Linked DNA regions of Homo sapiens: region 2 is linked to region 1. Evidence: chromatin loops called from intact Hi-C (ENCODE). Cell type or tissue: dorsolateral prefrontal cortex. All regions are shown on one strand. Each heading gives the region's core, and the rest is flanking DNA. Links, peaks and the distances in the headings are about the cores only. Region 1 overlaps ZSWIM6 (zinc finger SWIM-type containing 6). Region 2 overlaps ZSWIM6 (zinc finger SWIM-type containing 6).

Evidence for each region. Hi-C counts contacts between places; a loop is a spot of excess contacts. Peaks named below come from ENCODE experiments on the same cell type or tissue, not always from the same donor. Only the 100,000 strongest peaks of a DNase experiment are listed, where the experiment ranks them.
Region 2: it touches region 1 in a loop (2.1-fold over the local background); 1 of 110 quality-filtered maps calls a loop at or near these places.

Annotation. Positions count from the first base shown.
Region 1 is chr5:61,437,155-61,444,095 of GRCh38, forward strand. The region is part of intron 1 of ZSWIM6 (zinc finger SWIM-type containing 6); the gene reads left to right. Among named protein-coding and RNA genes, the nearest start is that of ZSWIM6, 110 kb to the left of the region's middle. In dorsolateral prefrontal cortex, for the core only: no CTCF peak of the experiment used is centred there; a DNase peak (open chromatin) is centred at 3,659; H3K27ac peaks cover 3,340 bases.
Region 2 is chr5:61,493,478-61,500,418 of GRCh38, forward strand. ZSWIM6 (zinc finger SWIM-type containing 6) reads left to right here. Exons shown (of 14, transcript NM_020928.2): 4 at 783-933. Among named protein-coding and RNA genes, the nearest start is that of LINC03122, 140 kb to the right of the region's middle. In dorsolateral prefrontal cortex, for the core only: no CTCF peak of the experiment used is centred there; a DNase peak (open chromatin) is centred at 3,113; H3K4me3 peaks cover 332 bases; H3K27ac peaks cover 2,814 bases.

The DNA of each region.
Region 1 (6,941 bases), core at 1,802-5,801:
TCCTTGGGAACTTGTAAAAGGTAGAGTGGGGTGGGTGACAATGAACATGTACTTGTGGGTTTGTTTTCTGGGAATAGTGGAACCTAAACTTCTACATCTGAAAGGAAAATAGATTAACCTTTTTAAAGTTTATTACTGAATTTTTAGGCCTCGTGTTTTGGACATGTGAGTACAAGCCAGTGGTACAGTGCCAGTCATTTACTGCGGGCACCTGAGATTGCTACTGATCTACATCACATCAGCAAGCCAATAGTTGGCATTAGACTATGTAAAAAAACAAAATCCAGGCCGGGTGCGGTGGCTCACGCCTGTAGTCCTAGCACTTTGGGAAGCTGAGGTGGGCAGATTGCTTGAGCCCAGGACTTCAAGACCAGCCTGCGCAACATGGCAAAACCTGGTCTCTATAAAAAATACAAAAATTAGCTGAGCATGGTAGCGTGTGCCTTGGTCCCAGCTGCTTGAGAGGCTGAGGTGGGAGCTTGAGCCTGGGAGGTTGAGGCTGCAGTAAGCTGTGATCATGCCACTGCACTCTTGTCTGGTTGACAGAACCAGACCCTTTCTCCAAAAAAAAAAAAAAAAAAAAAAGAAATCCACTAGTTGACTCCTAGAACCATGAGTGTTCACTAACAAATGTAGATTTATAAAGCCAGAATAATCTTATTTATCTGAATGTCATTAATTACAGCAATAGTAACTATGGTTAGTAACTTACTAACTATAGTAAAGCAGTTCAAACTATTGTGCCAATATGACATTTTTAATTTTCTTAATTGTTTATTGTTAATCTAGTATCACTTAGGTTTGATTAGTGTAATATTGCCATTCAGGGTGTTCTTAAATACTGAACACTCTCAGTTTCCTGCTGAGTATGAAGGTTCATGAACAAAATCAATTATAATTTATATTATGAGGACCATATAACTTAAAGCTGGCTTAGCATATTATTTCTTTGCTATACATCCTATTCAGCTACACCTTCCCCCCATTCAGTAGCTCATTCAGTAACAAATATTGTCAGAGTTTACAGAAAAAAATTACATCTTTAATATGGAATGAATTGCTGATGAAAGATAGTCATGTTCGAAATATGACATTTAACATAAGTGTACAGATTTCCCAGTAAAAGAACAATTCCAGTATTATGGATTTACTAGCAGCTGTTGAAAATTTAACACCTCTTCTGCTTTCTTCCCCCACCTCATGACAACCTAATGTAAAACTATATTCAGGAGTAAGGAATCTAGAATATAAAGTAAATTGTATTAGTAATTGCAGGTCAGAAACTTATATTTAGTTATCAGACTCTGAGTCATGAGTTTTAGTATTCTGTGTGCTGTTCATGTGTGCCTTCTGTTACAGACAACACCAGGGAAGAGACCTAATAAAAAGTCTCATGTTCTTCAAAGAGAATAATTGAGAATAATGCTACTTAAGAGCACGTAATATCAGAGCAAACAGGCAATGAACAACATATAATTCTGTATATTATGCAGAGATATTAAATATACATATTAGTAAGGTAGCAGATGCTGTGGTGCTGAAATTGACATGTAAAATAGTACGCTTTCTCTGCAGGGCTCTGTTCCAGCCAGCACTCCTTTACATGTAATGAATAGTTAATTTTAGTCCTATGGTCCATAGGAGACTGATGGGGGACTGTGAGGAGGAAAGCATTCCAACTCCAAGAACAGCAGGTTGTGCTGAGATGTGCTTTTTAATGGAGAAACATTTTATAACTCTTGGGGGTAAATTTATAAAGACGGTTGTGCATGTGTTTTTGTATTTAAATTAAGGAATTATTAATACAGTTAGACAGCCAGGAGTCTGGCAGCTATATTGCAAAAGGGAAAAGCAGAATTTGTTGACTGGACTGAGCTCAGGAATATCTTGCACTTTTAAGAAAATTCCTATTAAACCTATCCTTTGTCCAAATGGAGCAATTCATCAGAAACAGACATTTGAGAATGTGTTTAGGTAGTTGAAATTTCAGGCTGACTTTTTAAAACTAACCTTTGGCTATATATAGGAAAAGGCAAATGACTTTTATTTTTCTGCCTCACATGGAAGTTCCCTTGCCATTTGAGATTTCCCTATGTTCATAATTCATTAATCCCATCTATCCAGGCAATATCTGGTGAGCATCTGTTATGTACCATTATGTTCTGGGAGCCAAAAATGAATAAAATCAATCTACACCCTCAAGCAGTTTGTAGTCTGCTGGAATGACAGACTTAAAAATGCTTATAACTAAAATATTTTATGTGCAGGACTAGGGTTTTTAAGCTAAAAGGCTGCTTTTTAAATTGTGAAATATAAAGTACATGTAGAACAATGCATAAAACATGTCAACAGTTAAACAGATAGTTATGGGATTATACTTTGTGTATTTTTATGTTTGCTTCTTTTATTCAACATTCTGTGGTTCATCTGTGTTGCTTGTAGCATCATCATTACTGTAGCATACTTTATTTGTTCTACTGTTGGTGGACATTACTGTTGCTTCCAGTTTTTGGCTATCATTAACAATGATGCTAAGAGTGTTCTTGATTATTTGTCTTGGTATGTTTGTGCACGCACCAATAATATATATCTAGGAATGGAATCGTTGGGTCATAGAGAATATACGTAGCTTTTAAGTTTACTAGATAAGTGATTTTCCAATTTAAAAAGACCTTTGAAACGTTTTTCTACATTGGTGGTTTTTAAAGTTATCTATTTTCTCATGGAATTTGGTTTTCTCATGAGAATAAGGTAGGAATGGTTGTATGTTGCTAATATGTAGTTCAAGTGCCCTTTCTACCTAATCTGGATTGCCAGGAATATGCTTGAAATGCCAAATCATGACTTAGTATTTTACTGTGGTAATTGGAGTAGTCTTTGACACATCAGGAAGTATGGGAATATGGGAAAGATCTTTGAGAGTGGAAACTATACCACAGTTTTGTTTAGTGCTAGGTAGGAAAGGTGAAAAAAAAAGCGCGAGAGTATATTAAGTATACAAAAAGCTTAGTGGTTTTAAAATGTTAAGCTCACATTTGGAAGTGTAATTCTATTTTAATCTCTTTCCTAATGGAGGAAGAAAGATGACTGATGTGGTAGGGTAATCTTGTTTGAAAAATTGACAACTCTGGCATACGGCCCAGATCTCTTTTCAGATTTTGTGTGAAAAAGAAAAATGGCAGCCTCTTAGTGCTATTCATTGGTGTAAAAAAAAAAAAAAAAAAAAAAGATATGGTTGAACCTAAGGGTGAAGTGCTAACTCTTCATATAGTAGGAGAGTAGATTAAAAGAGTTAGTGGATATTTCACATAATCAATGTCTCTTACCTTCCCAGACAGGAGAAAGAATGTCATGAGTATTAAAATAATTAGCAGAGCATTAAAGATACCAGGGACATTTAACTTACTTCTTGGCCTCCAAATTCATAAGAAATATGAAGGGTTAAATAAACCTTGCTTTTAAAAATACCTTTTCCCCACAGGTCTATGTGAGAACTGAATTTACAGGGTGCTTGGAGTTTCCTTTTGCTATTCAAAACATGTTAGAGCATGAATGTTTGGGGCGTTCAGGCCCTAAGCTATGTTGGTTGAGTGAAAGGGGAATTTTCTGTTCTATTCAACCAATTCAGGGAACATTTAATGCGTGCCAGCCATGTGCCTGGTCCTGGTAGGTACTGGGGACACAAAGATGAATAAAACAGCTTACAGTCCACTGGAACAGACAGGCATATAAACAATTCACTATAGTGTTGTGTGCTAAGGGCTATAATAGCGATCTGCAGAAAGTACTTTGGTCCACAAAAGAGACAACAAATACTTTTTTGTGTGTGGGGCTGATGAGGTTCTAGGTAACAGTGGCCTTTCGCTGTGTTGAGAAACAAACTTGAAATAGATCATACAGGTAACTAGGGACTTACAGAGAGAGGAGAAGGGGCATATTTGGCAGAGGAAATTGCATGAGCTAAGAGATTTATATTGTTCATCTAGATTAGAGATAATCTACATGAGATTATATTATGTATAAAAATTAAAATCTCCGGCAGTTTAGGCAGTGGGTCAAAGTTCGAAGTTGATAGACTTGATAGCTTTTCCTTTTTTTCTCTCAGCCAAGGATTGGTAATTAGGCAGACTCAACTTGAGCCTGTCCTGGATGTGAGGATAGCTTTATGGTTAGTCTCCGGCCAGTTCATCTCCCTTCCTTTAGAGCTACTTATTAAATGCTTAAATATAAATCATCTGTGTTTAGGAGTGATAAGGAAGAGCTTAATAAGCTCAATCTTTGCCTTATAGGGTGGTGGTTTTCAATCCTCCCCCTATATATTAAGCACAATTGCAAAAAATAAATGTATACATTTGAATATTACTATCAGAAATAAAATAATGGTGGACATAACCTTAAAAATTATCTAGTCTGTCTCCTGCATTCCTATATGTAGGAAATTAAGGCTTAATTGGTTAAATGACACAGCCCATCTTGTAGCCTAGGGCCAGGTACGGATGCGGAGTGTGCAAGGGTTCTGTGACTGCCCAGGCTTATTCCTGTAGTTAAGACTCAATTTCTATATGCCCATGGTTTGAGTATATCACAGGTTAGCCTTCTCACATTTACTGCAATTATGGTTTAGCGAACTTATCTGTTTGACTGAGTTAGAGGCAACATGGTATAGCAGAGTCCGATGAACTGCCACCTTACAGTGTTTGGTCTAGGTGCTGCTGCTGTCCACACAGAAAGCCTATCACTGAGACAGTAAGTATTACGAGGGAAGAAGACTTTATTTGGGTGCTGCTACTGAAGAGATAGGAGATCAGTCTCAAGTCCACCTTTCTGATGGACTAAAATTAAGGGTTTATGTAGCAGAGAAGAAATGTAACCATGTGTGGGAAAATAGGAATTAGCGAGGGGTAAGGAAGAGGAGTTGGTCAACAGAAAGCAGGTGGTCAGTTAGCCAATCATGGTGGGTGTGGGGTCTGATGTCTCATTATTCAGATGTGGTGATCTGGTTAAGTTTCAGTTCCTTGAGACTGTTTGGGAGGTCTGATGGTTGGTTTCTTGAGAAAGGAACTCAAGATAAGAAAATTTTAACTTTCTCAAGTTCTAAGACTGGGAGGGTCAATTTCTGTGTTTATTCAAAAGAAACTGTAAACGTCAGTTCTGTGGGACAGTTGGGCCAGTTTCGGTCCCACCCTTTTTATTGATCAATTCATCATTCATAGGGAATCTGTCTTGTCAGTCTTTCTGGCTGCTTCATGCTTAGGAGGGGTGTTTTGGGCAGCTCCATACCATGGATGAGGAATCAAAGTTTAATCTAATACATAGTTTTCTTCTGAAGCACAATCTTTCTCTCTCTAGTCCTTCACTTCTATCAAAGACAGATCACAGCAGGACCAACCTACCTGCAAAATAAGCTTCAGTCCCATATACTTGGCCTGATTAGTCATGTGAAATGCAACAAGAATCATTGTCTACACAGGCTCTCCTAAATTGGCTTTGCTGGAACCTATCACAAGGCCATTTCAGTCAAAGCCCTGGGAATATGACCAGTTCCTCCAACTGTGTCCTGTTGTGAAGGAAAACAGTTTCTCATTGAACTTATGCAAACAACCACATTACAGTGAATTAAGAATATTCACAAATAGTTTATGAATTCTGGAGAAATTAGGCAGAGGGAGAGAAATGTGCCTTAAATTCTATTTATAAGAGTATACTCTACTCCATTGTTTAAGGCTATAAAAAGCTCAAGAAAAAACGTTCTCCAGACTGAACAATCAGCAATGCTTCAAACAAACAAAACCCATTAAAAATTATTTCAGTCTTCCATTAGTTCAGTGCATGCAATCAGCTCCTACTCTGCTTCATACTAGGTTAGCAATCTTTATGAACACACCAGCCTTTCACTTAGTGTCCTGTAAGATTTCTCTCTAGTCCAATGGCACACTCTCCAAAGTTATCAGAAACCTGTATTCAAGAGTCTTTGTCATGAACTCCCCCAAAGAAGCAAGCACTGGACTGTGGCTGATTATAAGCCACTTTTTGAGAAGAAGCAAAGCAAAACAACAATTGTGGATGAGAAAGACCTTTGGAAAGCCATAAATACACAGTTGATAAGGAAATCTGGTTATTTCTGTGGCATACAACAATTTAGCATAATAATCATAATCATTATAACAACCTAAATGAAGACATACCAGAATTTCAGGAATCACATTCAATTCTGGAATACATACTCATAACACACCTATATAAATATAACCCAAAGAAAGTTAAACACCACTTCAGATTTGAAGTCCATCCTGTATAATTCTAACATAACAGATAAGCCTAGTACAGTTCTCTTGAAGTTCAGGGGACCCAATATCCAGAAAAAGTTAGATTGAGGTCAAAATGACTGAATTTAGAACTTGAAATCTTGCCTTTGGAAAAAGTTTGTCAAATGTCAGAGGTTTACACTTGATATCACAAAATAGGATCATTGGTGTCCATAAAATAGTCATTGATTTAGCTAAAATGATAAGAACATTTACTCTTTGACAGGTAGGAGACTCAGTTTCCCAAGCAATAAGATGTAATGAAGACAGCATGAGGCCAACCACATCTGCCTCTCCTTCCTACATTTTTTCCCTGCAGTTTACTTGAAAAGTAAACAAAAATCTTTTATTATCATTACATAAAAATTTTATTTGAAAGAGAAAACCAATTTTACCTTTGCATGGTACATTATTAATGTTAAAGTTAATTTTAATGAAACATAAATCTAATTTTAATCAGTTTGACTATAAGCTAAGACTTTTTAAAAAATTTTATTATTATTATACTTTAAGTTTTAGGGTACGTGTGCACAATGTGCAGGTTTGTTACATACGTATACGTGTGCCATGTTGGTGTGCTGTACCCATTAACTCGTCATTTAGCATTAGGTATATCTCCTAATGCTATCCCTCCCC
Region 2 (6,941 bases), core at 1,403-5,402, 56 kb after region 1:
GTTATTATTATACACATTATCAGATCTACTTAGAAGATTTCTTGAGTTCTCAATGGACTCTGCATTAGGCTGTGCTTCTCTGATGGTAAGTACAATCAGTTGGAGAGTCAGGAAGGTGCCAAACTGTTTGTCCTGTTTGTTTTGATATTGTATTTCTTTAGGCTAGCAAACTTATGGCATCTTACTAAAATTATGGCATCTTATTTTATGCAAGGAAACAGCAGCACCTTGCTTAAATCTGTTTTGGTATACTAGGTAGGTTCAGATACCTGTTCCCAGTGCCAGATTTTACTTCTGTGGTTTGTCAAAGCATGAATGCCTACTTTGTTGGATGTAATCTTGAATCACAAAGTGTACTTGGTTTAGATAAGAGAGATACTTTGAAGGAGAACTGGAAAAAAAGTTTCTACTGGACATATGAAACACGATTTACTCACCTTAATCAGTGTGTAAGACCCAACCAGAACATTTTTGTAATTGAGAGCATTTTTTCTTCATATGGATTCTAACATATAATTCAAAATAATTAATGGTCATTTCTTTGATTAAATTGCTATTTAGGGTAGGGAGTGGTTTTAAATTTTATATTTTGTTTGCTTAAGAGGGCTGGTGTGAAGGCTTGACATCTCCCCGCCTATCCTCCACCACACACACACACACACACACACGGAGAGAGAGAGAGAGAAACAGAGAAAAGTGGTGGTTTGTCTCTTGTGTTGCTGTGGGGTTTTGTTGTGTTTTCGTTTTGAACAATTTTCTAAAGGTCTGTTTTTCCCCATTAGGTGCGGGAGATGTTAAAGATGAGGGACTCCAATGGGGCCCGCATGTTGACCTTGATAACAGAGCAATTCATGGCTGACCCTCGCCTGTCACTTTGGCGGCAACAAGGCACTGCAATGACTGACAAATACAGGCAGCTCTGGGATGAGCTGGGTAAGCATGTTTCCTCACAAATTACCATTGATTTGCATATGGATAAATACCATAGTCAGATGTTTCAAGAACATGGTCGTAGTATTGCTGAAGAGAGAGCTGCTCATGCATGGAACGTGTTGCCAATATATAGGTTAGAAGCATAGGAGGATTTAGAACTTGGGCTGGCATTTACAGAAAACAACCTTAGCAGGGTTTTGGGGGAATTGCCTGATCTTGAGGAAAGTTAAGTGCAGGAATCTCCCTTTAAGTATTTGGAAAAAAAAAAGCTGTATTATTTTTAAATAGCAGTTTTATATTGTAGAGCTGATTACTTATTTCTAGATTAATATTGTAATTGATTCAGCTAAAATTTAGAGTCTTTCTTCCCCCTTCTCCCCACACTGGAATTATTAAAATTAGTTGGATATTCATTTTATTTTTGGCTGCTATAGATTTAAATGAACTGTCGATCCTCAGAATGGAAAAATACAGCAAATTCTAATATTTATTGCTTCCTAAATTCCTGGTGGTTAAAGATACAAATATAGCAAGTGTTCAAAAAAATGAGAAATCCACTAGTCATGTTCATTAAAAGAATACTGGGAATTTTATTTGGATGAGTCTTGGTACCCAATGTTCATCGCTAGGGAAATAATGAATGATGTATTTATTATCTTGTCTTTTTATTAAGAAATCTATAAGTGACACCTGAAATTTTGACAAATATATCAGTACCTGTATTAATTTTATGAGAAGTAATGTTGTCTATATTTACTAGAAGATCCTAGTCTTAGTGAAATTTTTCTTGGCTAATGATGGACCACATCATGCTGATTGATCCCAGGTGTAGTCTAAACCAAACGATGCTGTTGTCCGTGAAGATACCAAATGACCATGACTGGAAGGGGTATTTGAGATTAGCCGTTTTACAAATAAGGAAACAAGTCCCGAGAGGTTAGGAGACTTCCACAACATGACACTGTGTAATCTAGGGTTATGCAGCAAGTTGGTAAAGGATGTGATATCAGTATTTTCTTTTTCCTATTAATAGGATATACGTTCAGAAGTTGGCTGTGGACAAGTTTGCTACTTGTGAACTATTAGATATTTGTTGACTTTTTCCCTGGCAATTTTCTTAAGTATCTTGTAATAACTTAATCTTGCTGCTTTCTGTGAGTCTCCTGAAATAATGGTAGTGCCCTTCCCCCTAATCAAAATGTAAATCAATCTGTAACTACAATAGATAGTTTCGATGTATTAGAATGATGTTTGGGGGGCACAGTGTGGTGGTTAAATAACACAAGTATAATGCATGGTTTAAATAAGTATTTTCATAAAATCCTAAATGTTTTACTTTTTAAGTAAACCTTTTTCAATTTTGTAACTCTAGTATAGACTTGATTGGTTAGATGCTTTATAAAGTAAAAAGGATTAGCATTAAGAAAACTATAATGAAGGGGATCATTTAAGGAAAAATTATTGAATTAATATTAAATGAATGCAATTTAAAGAGCTTTGGTACTTAGAGAGACTTAGAATTACAAACGACTGTTTAGGAAGAAAATACCAACTAAATTTTTTGGTTACCAAAAAGGGTACTGGTGGTACATACAGTCAAATAAAATTTGCAGTGTTCACATTTAATTCATGGTCAAATGTCACTTTTCCAAGTGGGTTTTGAAAATTACGTACCTTAACCCTCAATCAGAAATATAAATTTTTATTAGGTGGAAGTTTCCACCAGCTGATTCTAGTTATGCCCTCTTATGGACTACTTTCTAATTAAGGACCAGGCTTTATACAAATTCTTTGATTTCAGTCCAGCGTAAAGACCACAACTTCTCGTCCTGTGTGCCCCCCACCCACTGCCCAATCATTACTAGACTGCTAGAAATTCTCCTATGTACTCTGATGGCAAGCAGAGGTCACTTGCCATTTTAATGGGGTCTAAGTTCTGTGAAGAATCTCACGTAGAAGTAACAGTAAGTAGCACATCTTAATATTCATTCACCAAAAAATTAACTGAAAGTTGCTTCTGGACTACAAAAGGAAAGGCTTTTCTTCTTAATAAAATGGGGGAATTTGACTTTGTGCCCCTACACAGGGCTCACATTGCTTCAAGGCTCTGCTTTGGAATTAAATGCTGAGCACTGCCAGATGCCAGACATTGAGAAGAGGCTGAGTTTTGTCGGCAAATGGGATCTGCAAGTTAATTGGTGTTTTCTGCAGGCTTCTGGCTGTGAAATGAAATTGGAAGCCCTTTAGCCACATGGATAATACAGGACCTGAATACAAATGTCACATGTCACCATCAGGACCCACTGTGAGACAATAGTGTTCCCACTCCAACACCGCGCCATTACAGATCATTTAAATATGGGGATTACATTTAAACTAAAAGCCCCATTTGCCTTTTACTGCAATTTAAATGTCCTCTTAGCAAAAGCTAAGTGACAAATTAAATGAAAAAAATGCCCACATTTTTAAAGTTGTAATGCAAAACAACCTTTTATTGCTTCTCATGTGCCACGAATGAATCATTATACTTGTCAACCCTAAACCAAGCCATAATTGGAGCAGCTACTGTTATCAAAGTGGGGCCGCTCTGTGACAGCTTAATAAAGCTGAAACTGTTAAATTAAATCTCAGATGCTTAACTCCTTAGCACTGGTGGATTCGTTGGGTCCATTTCTGGCAGTGACCAGTACACCAGGAAAAAAAAAAAAAAAAAAGATTCCTGGCATGAAAGCCCTAATCTGATGAAAGTGTACAAGCGAGAGTATGCTAGCCAAGTAACTCTGCTTCTTGGCAGATGGATTTGGAGCCATCAGATTGTCAGCCAGAAGATTACAAAATCTTTTTCATATGGCCCAGTGTCCCCCTCCCCAAGATTTACAATTTCCTGCTTACATGTGATCTATGAAAATTTAAATGTTGATGTTTCAAAATTAATTGTAAAAGTAACATTTATTTTAACTTTTTCTTTCTTTCAAGTGAATATATGAAAACTTATTTGTGGTAGCCACAGGCCCAATTTCTTCCCCCCATGCTCCAGCTAACAAAGGGACTGATTATTCTGTTTTTCTTTTCTAATATAAGTGCCTATGACATTCATTTGGTATGAGTTAACTTTTGTGATTTACTCCCTGATTTTCATAATGTAGTATGAAATAGGTACAGATGCATAGTCTTAAGATCCTGTTTATTGCATCTCATTTACAGATACATTTATCTTATACATGAGTCAGTTTTTCAAATATTAATTTTACTTTCTCTACATGGTGTTTATTTTCCCAAACATACACCAGTGTTCTCAAGATGAGTAATGTTGTATCATAATCAGCTATAAGAAAAGGTATATATTAAAATAGAAAGCCCCATTGCAATGGTAGAGGTTGTACGTTTGATAGAAGCTACATATTTAGTAGAATCTATAGAACACACACCTCTTGAATTACATTCTTTATTCTGTGACATGCAAATTTTCTGGAAAGCAGATCACAGAAATAACCTCTGGATTTCCAAGAACAACCCAGTGCTGATTGGGGGTGAGCACACCTATTGTTAGCTGTAATGGCTGTCTGTTCAGCACACTTAATTACTGTGGGGGTCTAGGGATGAGGGGATACACTGTAACCTCGCATCTGTGTTGATGGCTCTCTTTTCTTAAATGTATTCCTAGACTGCAATTTTACTTTGCTTCATAAAACTATAGGTTGTGGCTGCCAGTCTATTAAAACCTAAATAAAATGATGTCATTAGAGGAAACAGTTAAATAACACTTAATTACAGTTTTATCACAGGGAAATATTCTTAAATTTTTATCTTCAACTGTTACATAATATGTTTTTCCCCAAGTTTTAAACACTTAACTTTCTCTCGGAGCTGAGTCACGCGCTTTGCTTTCTAGCATATAAATCCTGTTTCTTAGGGAGCGGGTGGGCTGCCATTGCAAGAGCCTTGCTGCACTGAGCTTTGCTCATTCAGTTCACAAGAACAAGGTGGCATGTCTCAGAGTTCTTTTCACGGCTTCTCATCTGGAGACCTAATTCTGTGTGAACAGAAATAGCCAGAGTTAGATTGTTTTTCTAGTTTGAATTTCATTGTATGATTAGTTTGACCACTAGTTATTAAGCAACAGCTATAATGTTCCTTGGTAGGGTGCTAGATAGATTGAGTGGTATACAGATTCAGGACACTTAGAATTAGAGTAAATCTAACTATGTTTGGCAGTAGAGAACACAGCCTACCCTTTGAGACTATATTTTTTGAATTAACCTGCTCCATGGACCCAAATGCTGTTCCATCTTCCATCCCAGACTCAAATAGTGATTTTTCTGTAACCACCTACATTATTCTTGAATAAGGAGAAAAACATATGCTTAAGTCACACATTCAAAATGATACTTTTAAGTAATTTAGGACAATCTCTGTGTACCAGAAGTAAGATTCTAAAGGCTCTGCTTTACTCTGCTTTATAGGTAATTGTGGAGAAATTTCTGGGGAATGCTGTCTTACATCTTTGAAAGCAGTAGGCTTAATAACTGCCCCCACCAACACCCCCATCCCTGTTTTGAGCTTCTTACTTTAGTTGAGTTATTCAAACTAACTCAAGCTTGCCACATTTTATAGTTGATGGTGGTTAATTAATGGCTAAGGAGCAACTGCTTCTTTTTGAGAACTGGAAAGCTTACCAAAATGGTTCCCCATATACATAGTTACCTCTTTGCTAGTACCATGAAGAAAAAGCAATTCCAAGAGTTCCCTTGCAGCAAAAAGATGTCGGTACACACTTGGTAACTTCCAAATAGCTGGAAGTATAGAGCGTAATTCTAATGAACCACATATCAGGATTGCTTGTCATCTACCTGTTTGTCTTCCCTGGGCATAAGGAGAGGACAGCTTTCCCACAACATAACACTGTCAGTGCTGTGTTGTTAACCTTCTTTCCAGAAGTCTTATTGTGGTCTCTCTATCAGTGTGTATGAAGCACTTGCTATGTCTAGAGGAACAGATGTATTAGATATTTGATTTTGGGGTAGGTGATAGTACCAGTAGCAAGGAGGGGGTAGAGAGATGAAACATTAGGAGATGTGATAAATAAGAACAGCCAAGAATGGATGAAGGAGAACTTTGATAGAGTAATTTCATTACAAATTAGTACAAAGGTTTATAGAAACCAAATTTAATATGGTTTTATAAGATGTTTATGGAGGTGTGTTGCAGGGAAGAAGCAGTGTGAATACTCCAGAAAAAAGAAACAACTTGAACAAAGACAGCAGTGGGCTCAGTGGAGGAGAGTAGAGAGCCTTCAAACTCATTATCAAAACTGTTGAGATTTTCAATCCAACCTTGCTGTTCTGTATTGTTGCTTAAAAGCGGAGAAGAGGGAGATGGTAGACAGGTATCATAAAACCTGGATTTTTGCTTTATTTCTCATTTTGGTCTAGCTCCTAATGATAACATAGTTGCCAACATTTATTTGTCAGGAACTGTGCTAAGCACTTAATGCATGTGTTGTTTTATTTAATCCCTGAAACAATCCTGTGAAATAGGTCCAATTATTTGCCCTCATTTTACAGCCAATAATACTGAGGTTTAAGGAGGCTTGATAACTTGCCCGAGGTCACAGTAGCAAAGCAGGAATTTAATCCCAGGTGTCAGTGACTTCAAAAACATAACCACCAGTCTAGACAATGTCCTCAGCTTTATTATTATTATTATTATTATTATTATCATTATCATTATTATTTTGAGACAGAGTCGCTGTGTCGCCTAGGCTGGAGTTCAGTAGTGCGATCACGGCTCACCACAATCTCTGCCTCCCAGGTTCCAGTAATTCTCCTACCTTAGCCTCCTGGGTAGCTGGGACTACAGGCGCTGGTTGCCACACCTGGCTAATTTTTTGTATTTTTAGTAGAGATGGGGTTTCACTACGTTAACCAGGCTGGTCTCGAACTCCTGACCTCGTGATATGCCCACCTCAGCCTCCCAAAGTGCTAGGATTACAGACATGAGCCACCGTA